2 separate regions of the Homo sapiens genome follow, and region 1 is linked to region 2. The links are chromatin contacts, found by Hi-C or POLR2A ChIA-PET in ENCODE. All regions are on one chromosome and are shown on one strand. The core of a region is the stretch at or near the end of the contact, and the rest is flanking DNA. Distances in the headings are between cores, read along the strand shown.

Region 1 (4,783 bases), core at 1,306-3,805, 70 kb before region 2:
ATTTTTTTGAATTTTTAGTAGAGACGGGGTTTCTGCCATGTTGGCCAGGCTGGTCTTGAACTCCTGACCTCAAGTGATCTGTCCACCTCAGCCTCCCAGAGTGCTGGGATTACAGACGTTGAGACATCACACCCCACTCCAAACTAGATTCTTAAAAAAACATTTTTAAGAGACTCAGTCTCGATATGTTGTCCAGGCTAGTCTCAAATTCTTGGCCTCAAGTGATCCTCCCACGTCAGCCTCCCAATTAGCTGGGATTACAGGTGCAAGCGACCACACCCTGCCCAAGCTAGATTCTTAGCTCCAAATTCAAACTACCAAACTTCTCTCCAAGTGCTCAGTCTGATGAGACTCACCCCTAAATCCCAACCCAAGTCCTTCTTAGCCTGAGCTCTTCCCAGTCCCCAGCCTCTCTTCCACACACCAGAAAGATGAAGGTTCTGATTGTACCTCAAGCCAGTAATGCATCCCAATTTGGGATTCCTGTCCCTCTGATCACCCGAGTTCCTCGGTCCCTCTTCTAGCCTGTTTGGAAACCTGCTTCTCTGACCTGGTTCATCCCTGATGGCTTCTACCTCACAGGAGCTGAGAGAGAGACCACATACCCACAGGGTTGCTGTGTGCAGGTGTGTACGCTGTGCACTGCACAAGGGCACTTAGCCAAGGAGGCAAGTGTACGCGGAAACCCAGCCTTGGTCTCTGTTTGCTAAGGTGTTTGCTCTGGCATGGGGCTGTGTTTCCCTGAGGGAGCAGTGCCTTGTTCACATTTACCCAAAGCCATGTTGGGGCTGTCTGTGACCAGGAGTGTGTATGTGACTCCTCCTTGCAGGAGAACTGCTCTTGTTTCCTGAAGGAACAGGGTCTGGAAGAGGGCTGTTAACCAGACAGCAGGTCTTCCCCAGGCTTAGTTCCTCAGGCGCCAGACCACTCAGGGTTGGCTGCAGCTCTTCCCCTGGACAAATGAAGAGAAGAGGTGCCACCAGCACCCACTCTTGGCTGCCACACTGCGCCTCACCTAGAATGCAGGGCTTCAGCTCCTCCTCATGGCGGGGGAGCGCACACCACCTCCAGCCACCAGGAAGCTCTTTGATGGCGGGGGACGGCTCCCCTTCTCCAACCCTCCTGGCCCTGCAATCCTTACATTCTGAGACCTCATCCCGCTTTCGGGGTCCCAAGTCAACAAATCTTACAGTAGATAAAATAATAGAATTTTTTAATAAATTTTTTTTCCCAAACAACTTCTTTTGATCTTCACCACGCAGGGGCCACAGTGGAGAGGAAAGTTCTCTCCAGGTGCCCTAAAAAGTGTCCAGGGTAGACTTAGGAGAAAAGTATTCCTCCAGTGTCAGGAGGTTGAGGGGACTAGGGTAAGCAGGGGTCAGGGTCAGCCTGGCCCTGACTGAGGCATCCCCCAAAGGGTCCTGGGTGGGGCTCCCTGGGGGAGCTTCCAAAGGCTCTGCTGGTGGAAGACGCTCTGCAGACAAAAGCCCCTCTGGTGTCCGCTGTGGGCCCTTAGGAGTGCGGGTCAGCGGCTGCCTGGGGGGCCCCACCCCAGCCTTGGGATGGGGAAGAGTTAATGGCCAGAACTGGGGAGGGCAGGGCTGAGCCACCACACACGCCCTCTTGGGGCTGCCACAAGTCAGGACAGCCCAGGGGGCAGGCAAGGAGAGGCGGCCTGCTCCCCGGGGAGGAGAGGAGCTGGGAGGGGAAAGGGAGGCAGCAAGGCCAGGGAAGGTGGGGCGACTGGGGCCGGAGCCGCAGCCCCGGGTGGACGGGAAGCGGGGATCGGACACTGGCCTCTTCGATCTCAGCACCGCAGTCAGAGGTGGTGGGGCACCAGGAGCAGGAGGCAAAGCAGAGGGCTGGGGAGCCCGGCCGAGAGCGCAGGGCCTCGGGAGTCCGGGGGCGCCTGGCAGGCAGCGCCGGGGCACATCTGCTCCCCTCGCTGGTCCTCACCCCCGTAGCCCCCCCAGTAGTCGTCCTCAGTAGGCGCGTCCCCGCCCTGGCGCCCCCGCGAGTCTTCGGCAGGCAGATCTCGGTAGAGGGTGGAGGGATCGGCTGGGGGCGCCCCGGCCTCGGCCACCCCGTACAGGTGGTTGGAGGAGCTGTTGCCGCGGGCGCGGCTGCCCGGCCGCGTGGGTGCCGCGGGCGGACACGCCTGGAAGTCGGCCTCGCGGAGCGCGCGCAGGTCTCGGCCCTGGCGCTCCGGGGGGGTGGCGCAGGTCACGTCGGAGCTGGACACGCGCGCGCGCTGGAACCAGGCCCAGAGCGGCCGCGCGCGGCAGTCGCACGCCCAGGGGTTAGCGTTGAGCCGCAGGAACTCGAGCGAGGGCAGGTCGGCGAGCGCCTCGCCGGGCAGCGAGGCCAGGCTGTTGTTGAACAGGTAGAGGATGGTGAGGCGGCTGAGGCCGCGGAAGGCCGCGCGGTGCACGCCCTGCAGCCGGTTCCCGTGCAGCAGCAGCCGGTCCAGGCTGCCCAGGCCGCGAAACACGTGCTCTGTGAGCAGCCGCAGGCGGTTCCCGTGGAGGAAGAGGTGGCTCAGGTTGGCCAGGTCCGCGAACAAGTCATCCTGGGTGGGGTGGAGTGGGGCACAGAAGAAGAGAATGGGCCTGAGGTAGGGTGCAGACCCCGCTGGGGCCTTGGCCGGGGGAGGGAAGGGGGTGCACCGTGGCAGAAGAGAAAGGGTTGACCTTTTGATTCATAGCATCCTGGATTTGGATTCTGCCTCCTCTAACCTATTTGCTGTGGAAAAAGTGGTATTGGTGAGGTCAGTGGTTCCTAAACTTTCGGGTGTATTAGGATCCCCTGCGGATCTCTGAGCGGGGTGGGGCGGGGGGCAGAGTTTCTAATTCAGGAGGTTTGGGGTGGAGCCTGGGAATCCCCATGTCTACAGGTTCCCCAGGGAAGCCAGTGTGGCCATTGGCAGGACCACAGTTTGAGTTTCAGAACTTCTGGTTTGGTGAAGTATGGAGACTGGGGAGCCAGCCTTTCTGATTTCAAATCTTGGATCTGTCATTAACTGATGCCACCGTGGGCAAGTCACTCAGGATATCTGTGACTCAGTTTCCTCATCTGTATAATGTAGAGATTAAATGAAGCAGCATGTATGAAGGTGCTTAGAACACCTTTCCTTGTGGAGTTCTATGAGTTCCATGAGTTAGCCATTATTCTTTTTTTTTTTTTAATTTTTGTTTTTGTTTTTGTTTGTTAGCCATTATTCTTAACTTGGCCAAGCCAGTCATCTCTCTGTGCCTGTTTCCTCATCTGTAAAATGGGGATGAGTATACCTACTTCCTGGGTTTGTTCTGAGGATTCCAGAGGATGGTTCACATAAAGATCATATGAGGGAAGTGCTGGACACGTGCCCAGCACACAGGGATTTGGTCCAATTATGAAGCCCACAGGCTCAGCACTTAGAGCCCTAGTTCAAAATCCAGCTTGCCTTTTCCCTAGCTGTGTTATTTTAGGCAAGTTTTAACCTCATGGAGTCTCAGGTTCCTCAGTATGTACAATATTCCTTATTATGTATAACCCCCTCAGCAGGCTAAAGGAGGGTTGGATGATAAATGCTGTTAAGGGTACAGTATCTGGCAGGTGCATAGTCAACCATCAATAAATGGTGGCTACTATGACAATAGGGGCTCAGTAACAATTGGGTCCTGTCCCTTTTCTTTAAAAGAGGAGCTCCCTGGGGGAACCAAAGTACTGCTACTAGGCTGGGTATTGGGGTGAGGGGCATCAGCTCCACCCCCAGAGGCGGCAGGGGAGGAGAGGAAGGAAGCCACATTGCATTACTACTCCCCTTAGAGGCGCTGTCCCACCTGCCTGGTGCTAGGGAGTCACCTAATCAGGCCACATTAGTGCAGAAAGGACCTTGGAACTATGGTTCAGAATTAACAGCGGGGGGCGGCGGGTGTGTGTGGCCCACGGCCAGTGGGGATTCCTGGACTCTGCATTATAACCAGCTCACCAGGGGATTCTGATGATCAGCTGACTTGGGAGCTAATGCCTTGGCACCCATCAGCCCAGCTCACTTTTTTAGAGGAGAGCACTGGGGCTCAAAGAGATAAGGGCTTGCCAGAGAGGGAAGCAGGACTTCAGCTCCCTGACCTCACTGCCTTGAGGTCCTCCCCTCTTGTGCAGGGCATCACTGTGGTCAGCAGGTTCCAGGAGGTCTGGGTCTCAGAACAGGAGCATCCACTCTGCTCAGGCCAGTTCACCCAGGGGGCCTGTTCCCTGACTGTGGCACTCCCTCCCTCACTGCCTGGGGAGACGCTTTCCTCCCCATGCCTGCCACCCAGGAGCCTGGTCGGAGGCCTCAGGTTGGGGGAGGGCATTGACTCCCAGCCTACACCCACAGCCTCCACCTTCCTGTGCTCCTGCCTGTTCTCGCCCCCTCCCATCTGGCTTCCGCCCTCTTCGCTACAGGAACTGAGCGTGCCAAGAGCCCTCCTCTTGGCCACATTGAGATCCGTCCCCCTCAACCTTCTCGGCTGCCTCTGACACCACCATTCTCCGCCCCCTGCTGCCACCACCCCAAATCCTGGCTCAGGCCTCCAGCTGGCTCCTTGCACCTCCCTGGCCTCAGCCTGACTCACCATGGCCTGGTGCTCTTGTTCTCTTCCAGGCCCATCCAGGGGGTAGGCTTGGAATCCCTGCCACTCAAAACACCTAAATGGGGTTCCTCTTTTTATGAAGTGTCAGCAAGAGTAGGACACACCCAGAGATGTATGGTCAGAGGATCGATAAGGGGCCGGGGGTTGGGGGAGAGTGAGCAGGGGTA
Region 2 (4,764 bases), core at 1-2,500:
CTGGTATATCGGGAATGCCGTACTTGGAAAGAAAGTCCCTCTGCAATTGCATAGTTCAGAAGCCCTCACTTTTCAGCCCCGAGGATGGTTTTGTTCATCTTCCACCACCTTTGAGGACCTCGTGTCCCAAAAGACTTTGCCTATCCCAGCAAAACACACACACACACACACACACACACAAAATAAAGACACACAAGGACGTCTGCGCAGCAAGAAAAGAATCTCAGTTGCCAAGCAGATTGATATCACACAGACTCAAAGCAAAGGCATGTGGAACTTCTTTATTTCAAAACAGAAGTGTCTCCTTGCACTTAGCCTTGGCAGACCCTTGACTCCAGGGGAGATGACCTGGGGGAGGAAGTGTGTCAACTATTTCTTTAGGCCTGTTTGGCTCCGAAGCCTATATGTGCCTGGATCCTCTGCCACGGGTTAAATTTTCAGGTGAAGAGTGAGGTTGTCATGGCCTCAGCTATGCTTCCTGGCTCTCCCTCAAGAGTGCAGCCTTGGCTAGAGAACTCACAGCTCTGGGAAAAAGAGGAGCAGACAGGGTTCCCTGGGCCCAGTCTCAGCCCAGCCACTGATGCTGGATGACCTTGGCCTGACCCTGGTCTGGTCTCAGAATCACTTTTCCCATCTGTAAAATTGAGATGAATTTTGGTGTTGAAAGTTCTTCCTGGAGCAGATGTCCTAGAAGGTTTTAGGAATAGTGACAGAGTCAGGCCACCCCAAGGGCCATGGGAGCCAGCTGACCTGCTTGACCGAAGGATTTCTGACAGACTATCTTTGGGGATGTTTTCAAGAAGGGATATAAGTTATTTACTTTGGGCATTTAAAAGAAAATTTCTCTCGGGAATAATTTTATAGAAAAATAAAGCTTCTGTGTCTAAGGCAACTACTGTTTCCATCTCTCTAGGCTTTGGGCCGGGGCTGTGTGTGTGTGTGTGTGTGTGTTTGTGTGTATGTGTATGTTTCTGAGGAGGCCCTACCCTGGCATGAGAGGGTAGGGAATCTGGCTACACATCTAGTGTGGCAGCTGGACCCAGAGGTGGGGCAGGAACCCTGACTATGATTCACCCCGCTGGTCCTGGGATGTGGGCCCAGAGACTTCCTCCCCCAGGAACCCCTCTGCTTCCTCTTCCTCTCCACATCCTTAACTAACTTTAGCAGAACCCTACTCCTCACTACACACCCCCAGCTAGAAGCGCTGGATGGAATCAGAAATTCCTAGTTTGAGTTTCAATTCTGCCCCTCAGCAGCTGGGCAAGCCCCTTAACCACTCTGAGTCACTAGTTCCCCACCTGCAAAGTGCAGTTAATCATTTCTATCTCTGATGGCGATTGTGAGAATGTAAAGTCATTGCAACTGCCTAGCACATGGTAGGAGCACATGAGGGTTTGCTCCTGTGTTTACTCATGACCCTTGGGGAGGACGGGGGCAAAGAGGGAGAAGTTGAGGGTGCAGGAGGAGAGATGGCAGGTGGGTGGGATGGGAGAATCTGGGGCACACCTGCTGTCTCATTCCCACCTTGCTAGGAGAGGGACTAGGAAAGAACAGTGGGAGGCAGGGGGATGGGGGTGGAAGGCAGGGGGTGGCAGGCAGGTTCATCCATCCATTCATTCAACAAATGTTTATTGAGCACCTGCCACGTGTCAGGCCCTGTCCTGGGTGCTGGGGCTATAAAGATGCAGAAGGGTCTGAAACCCAGCTCTTCCTTCTTCCTGTGGATGTCGGGGTGTAATTTCCAGGGGCCAGGAGCCTGGGTCTGAGGGCGGACACCAAAGTTCTAGTGGTGTCTATTAGCAGCGTTTAAATCTAATGGATGGATTTGGTCTTGTTACCCTGCTCAAAAGCTTTCAGCAGCTCCCCACTGTCCACAGGACAAAAATCCAGATGCTAGCCTGGCATTCAAGGCTGTCACTAGTGTGATCTCAACCTCTCCCCTTCCCTCTTTACCTCCTACCAACAGCGGGGCAGAGCCCACCCCTGTGGACCAAGATTCCCAGTCTCTGGGTCTGTGTGTGCACCAGTTCCTCTGCGTGGGTGGCTCACCCTGCCTCAGCTTGTGAAATCCATCTGGTCTGCTGGGATCCTGCTCAAAATGTCATCTTCTCCAAAAATCATTACTCAGGCTTTCCAGCATGTCTGAGTCCCTGGCACTTGGTCACACCCTTCCTGGTGACTGGCATTTGCCTCCACATCATGACCCTCCCACCCCTTGCCTGGGCAGCATACTCCAGGAGGCAAGGTCTGTTCTCGCCTGGCTCTAATTAATCTGTGCTTACCATCCACATGGTACCAGCTAATTCTTGTTGAATGAATGATCGTTGAATGAGTGGATTCTTGTTTTGGCCTCAGAACCAATTAGAAGGAGCCAGAAAAACACATGGGGGTGGGGGAGGTGCAGTGTGGTGCAGTGGAAAAAAACCCTTCTGGAAATCTCAGCTCTGTCACTTACTTTGTCAGCTCTGTGACTTTGGATGGACCACTTCTTTGTCAGTATGGTGGGAGAAATAGACATGCCTCTCTGGGCTGTTGTAAGGATTACAAATTAGGTCGAGTGCTTGGCATGTGGTGGGTTGAACAGATCACAGCTAGCATTACAGATGATATATTAAAGCCAAAAAAAGATGCCTAATGTCCACCAGTTGGTGAACGGACAAAGGAAATGTACCATATTTGGGATATTATTTGGCAATCAAAAAAAGTACTGACACCTGCTACAACACGGATGAATCTTGAAAACATTAGACTAAGTGAAAGAAGCCAGACACAAGAAACTGCTAATGATTCCATTTAAATATGAAATATCGGGCCAGGGTGCAGTGGCTCATGCCTGTAATCCCAGCACTTTGGGATGCCAAGGTGGGCAGATCACTTGAGGCCAGGAGTTCGTGACCAGCCTGGCCAACATGGCGAAACCCCGTCTCTACTAAAAATTAGCCGAGTGTAGTGGCATGCACCTGTAATCCCAGCTACTTGGTTGGCTGAGGCACAAGAATTGGTTGAGCCTGGCAGGTGGAGGTTGCAGTGAGCCAAGATCGTGCCACTGCACTCCAGCCTGGATGACACAGTGAGGTTCCGTCTCAAAAAAAAAAAAAAAAAAGGAAAAAGAAAAAAAGAAATTTCCAGAATAGGCCAATCTGTAGAGGCAGAAAGTAGATTCATGATTGGGTAGGCCTGGGTGTGGAGGCCATGGGTAGTGATGGCTAATGGGGAAGGGGTTTCTTTTGGGGTGATGAAAATGGGTGGACTTATGGTATGTTAATTATACCTCAATAAAACTGTTATTTAAAGGAAGAAAAGATGCCTGGATTCCCCAGGAAGTGTACAGTAGACTTCTGTGAGAATCAGAAATGATTTCTGGGGAAGATGGGCGAGAGGAGAGTAAGTGGGAGAAGTGACCACGTGCGCAACTCTCATCGTTCTGCCCTGAGAGCCTTCCTCCTGCAACTTTATTTATTTATTTATTTTGAAACAGGTTCTCACTCTGTTACCCTGGCTGGAGTGCAGTGGTGTGATCTCAGCTCACTGCAGCCTCGACCTGCCAGGCTCAAGCAATCCTCCTGTTTGAGCTCCTGAGTAGCTGGGACTACAGGCGCATGCCACCACATCTGGCTAATCTTTTATTTATTTATTTATTTATTTATAGAGATTGGGGAGTCTCACTCTGTTGCTCAGGCTGGTGTCAAACGCCTGGACTCAAGTGATCCTCCCACCTTGGCCTCCCAAAGTGTTGGGATTATGGGTGTGAGCCACTGTACCTGGCACCTCCTGCAACTTCTTCCTCAAGTGGAACCAATGAGGAAGCAAGCAACTCAGAGCTTTCACAAGTTTTGATTTCAATCAGCAACGGGCTTCCAATGCAACCCTTCTCTCCTGTAACCAGCCTCAGTAGAGAGGAACTGGAGGTGAATTGGCCCCCATCACACCCCCACAGTGCCAAGCTGGGCCCTTCCATCAGGGGGAGAACACATGCCGTGTAAGGGACAGCCAACAGCATAAAATAGGAATTGTGTGATGATCCCTTTTAAGCCTATTCAGCCCAGGGAAGTGCATATGATCAGCCCCATTTCATAGATGAAGAAAGTCAGGTTCACCCATTAGCACATTGTGGGGCTGGTATTTAAACCAGGTCTGTCTGGCTCCCAAGGTCACATTCATTTAGACATTACCTTTACTTTACATTTCTTCTTCTTTTCTTCTTCTTCTTCTTCTTCTTCTTCTTCTTCTTCTTCTTCTTCTTCTTCTTCTTCTTCTTCTTCTTCTTCTTCTTCTTCTTCTTCTTCTTCTTCTTCCTCTTCTTCCTCTTCTTCCTCTTCTTCCTCTTCTTCCTCTTCTTTTCTTCTTCCTCTTCTTCCTCTTCTTCCTCTTCTTCTTCTTCTTCTTCTTCTTCTTCTTCCTCTTCTTCTTTCTTCTTCTTCTTCTTTTTTTTTTGAGGTGGGGTCTTGCTCTATTGCCCAGGTTGAATGCAGCATCATCATACCTAAATGCAGCCTTGAACTCCTGGCCTTAAGCAATCCCCCTGCCTCGGCCTCCAAAAGTGCCAAGATTTCAGGCATGAGCCACCATGCCCAGCCTGCATTTATTCTCTTGTAAGAAAGATATCATTTAAAACAGACGAGAAAATAAAGAGGGACATGAAAAAGACGCATCACCATTAATTGGACCACTCAGAGATAATCATGGTTAACATGTTGGTATGTTCCCTCCCGTCATTTGACTGGATGTATGTGATAATTTAAATGATCTCATAAGCTTTTCCTT

The links. Hi-C counts contacts between places; a loop is a spot of excess contacts on that map. ChIA-PET counts read pairs that join two places held with the same protein, here RNA polymerase II (POLR2A). Pooled maps may share reads with other maps.
Region 1: a pooled map shows a loop between it and region 2 (2.4-fold over the local background). The contact joins two enhancer-like sites. A Hi-C loop is called at or near these places in 1 of 168 maps with a recorded cell type or tissue (naive thymus-derived CD4-positive, alpha-beta T cell) and 5 of 50 pooled maps. POLR2A ChIA-PET finds 5 or more read pairs at or near these places in 8 of 52 experiments (Caco-2, OCI-LY7, PC-3 and 4 more).

What each region holds. Positions count from the first base shown.
Region 1 is chr11:57,473,948-57,478,730 of GRCh38, reverse strand. It overlaps RTN4RL2 (reticulon 4 receptor like 2), which reads right to left. Exons shown (of 3, transcript NM_178570.3): 3 at 1,197-2,569. The coding sequence ends at 1,820. Among named protein-coding and RNA genes, the nearest start is that of RTN4RL2, 16 kb to the right of the region's middle. RefSeq lists a silencer at 1,766-2,235 and enhancers at 2,556-2,705, 1,923-2,751, 3,925-4,425, 4,487-4,566. Within about 2 kb of position 2,555, at least 9 of the 41 ENCODE cell types and tissues checked have a DNase peak (open chromatin) inside an H3K27ac peak, as active enhancers do.
Region 2 is chr11:57,403,082-57,407,845 of GRCh38, reverse strand. SLC43A3 (solute carrier family 43 member 3) reads left to right here. Exons shown (of 14, transcript NM_199329.3): 14 at 1-892. The coding sequence ends at 54. Among named protein-coding and RNA genes, the nearest start is that of PRG2, 15 kb to the right of the region's middle. Within about 2 kb of position 1,250, at least 10 of the 41 ENCODE cell types and tissues checked have a DNase peak (open chromatin) inside an H3K27ac peak, as active enhancers do.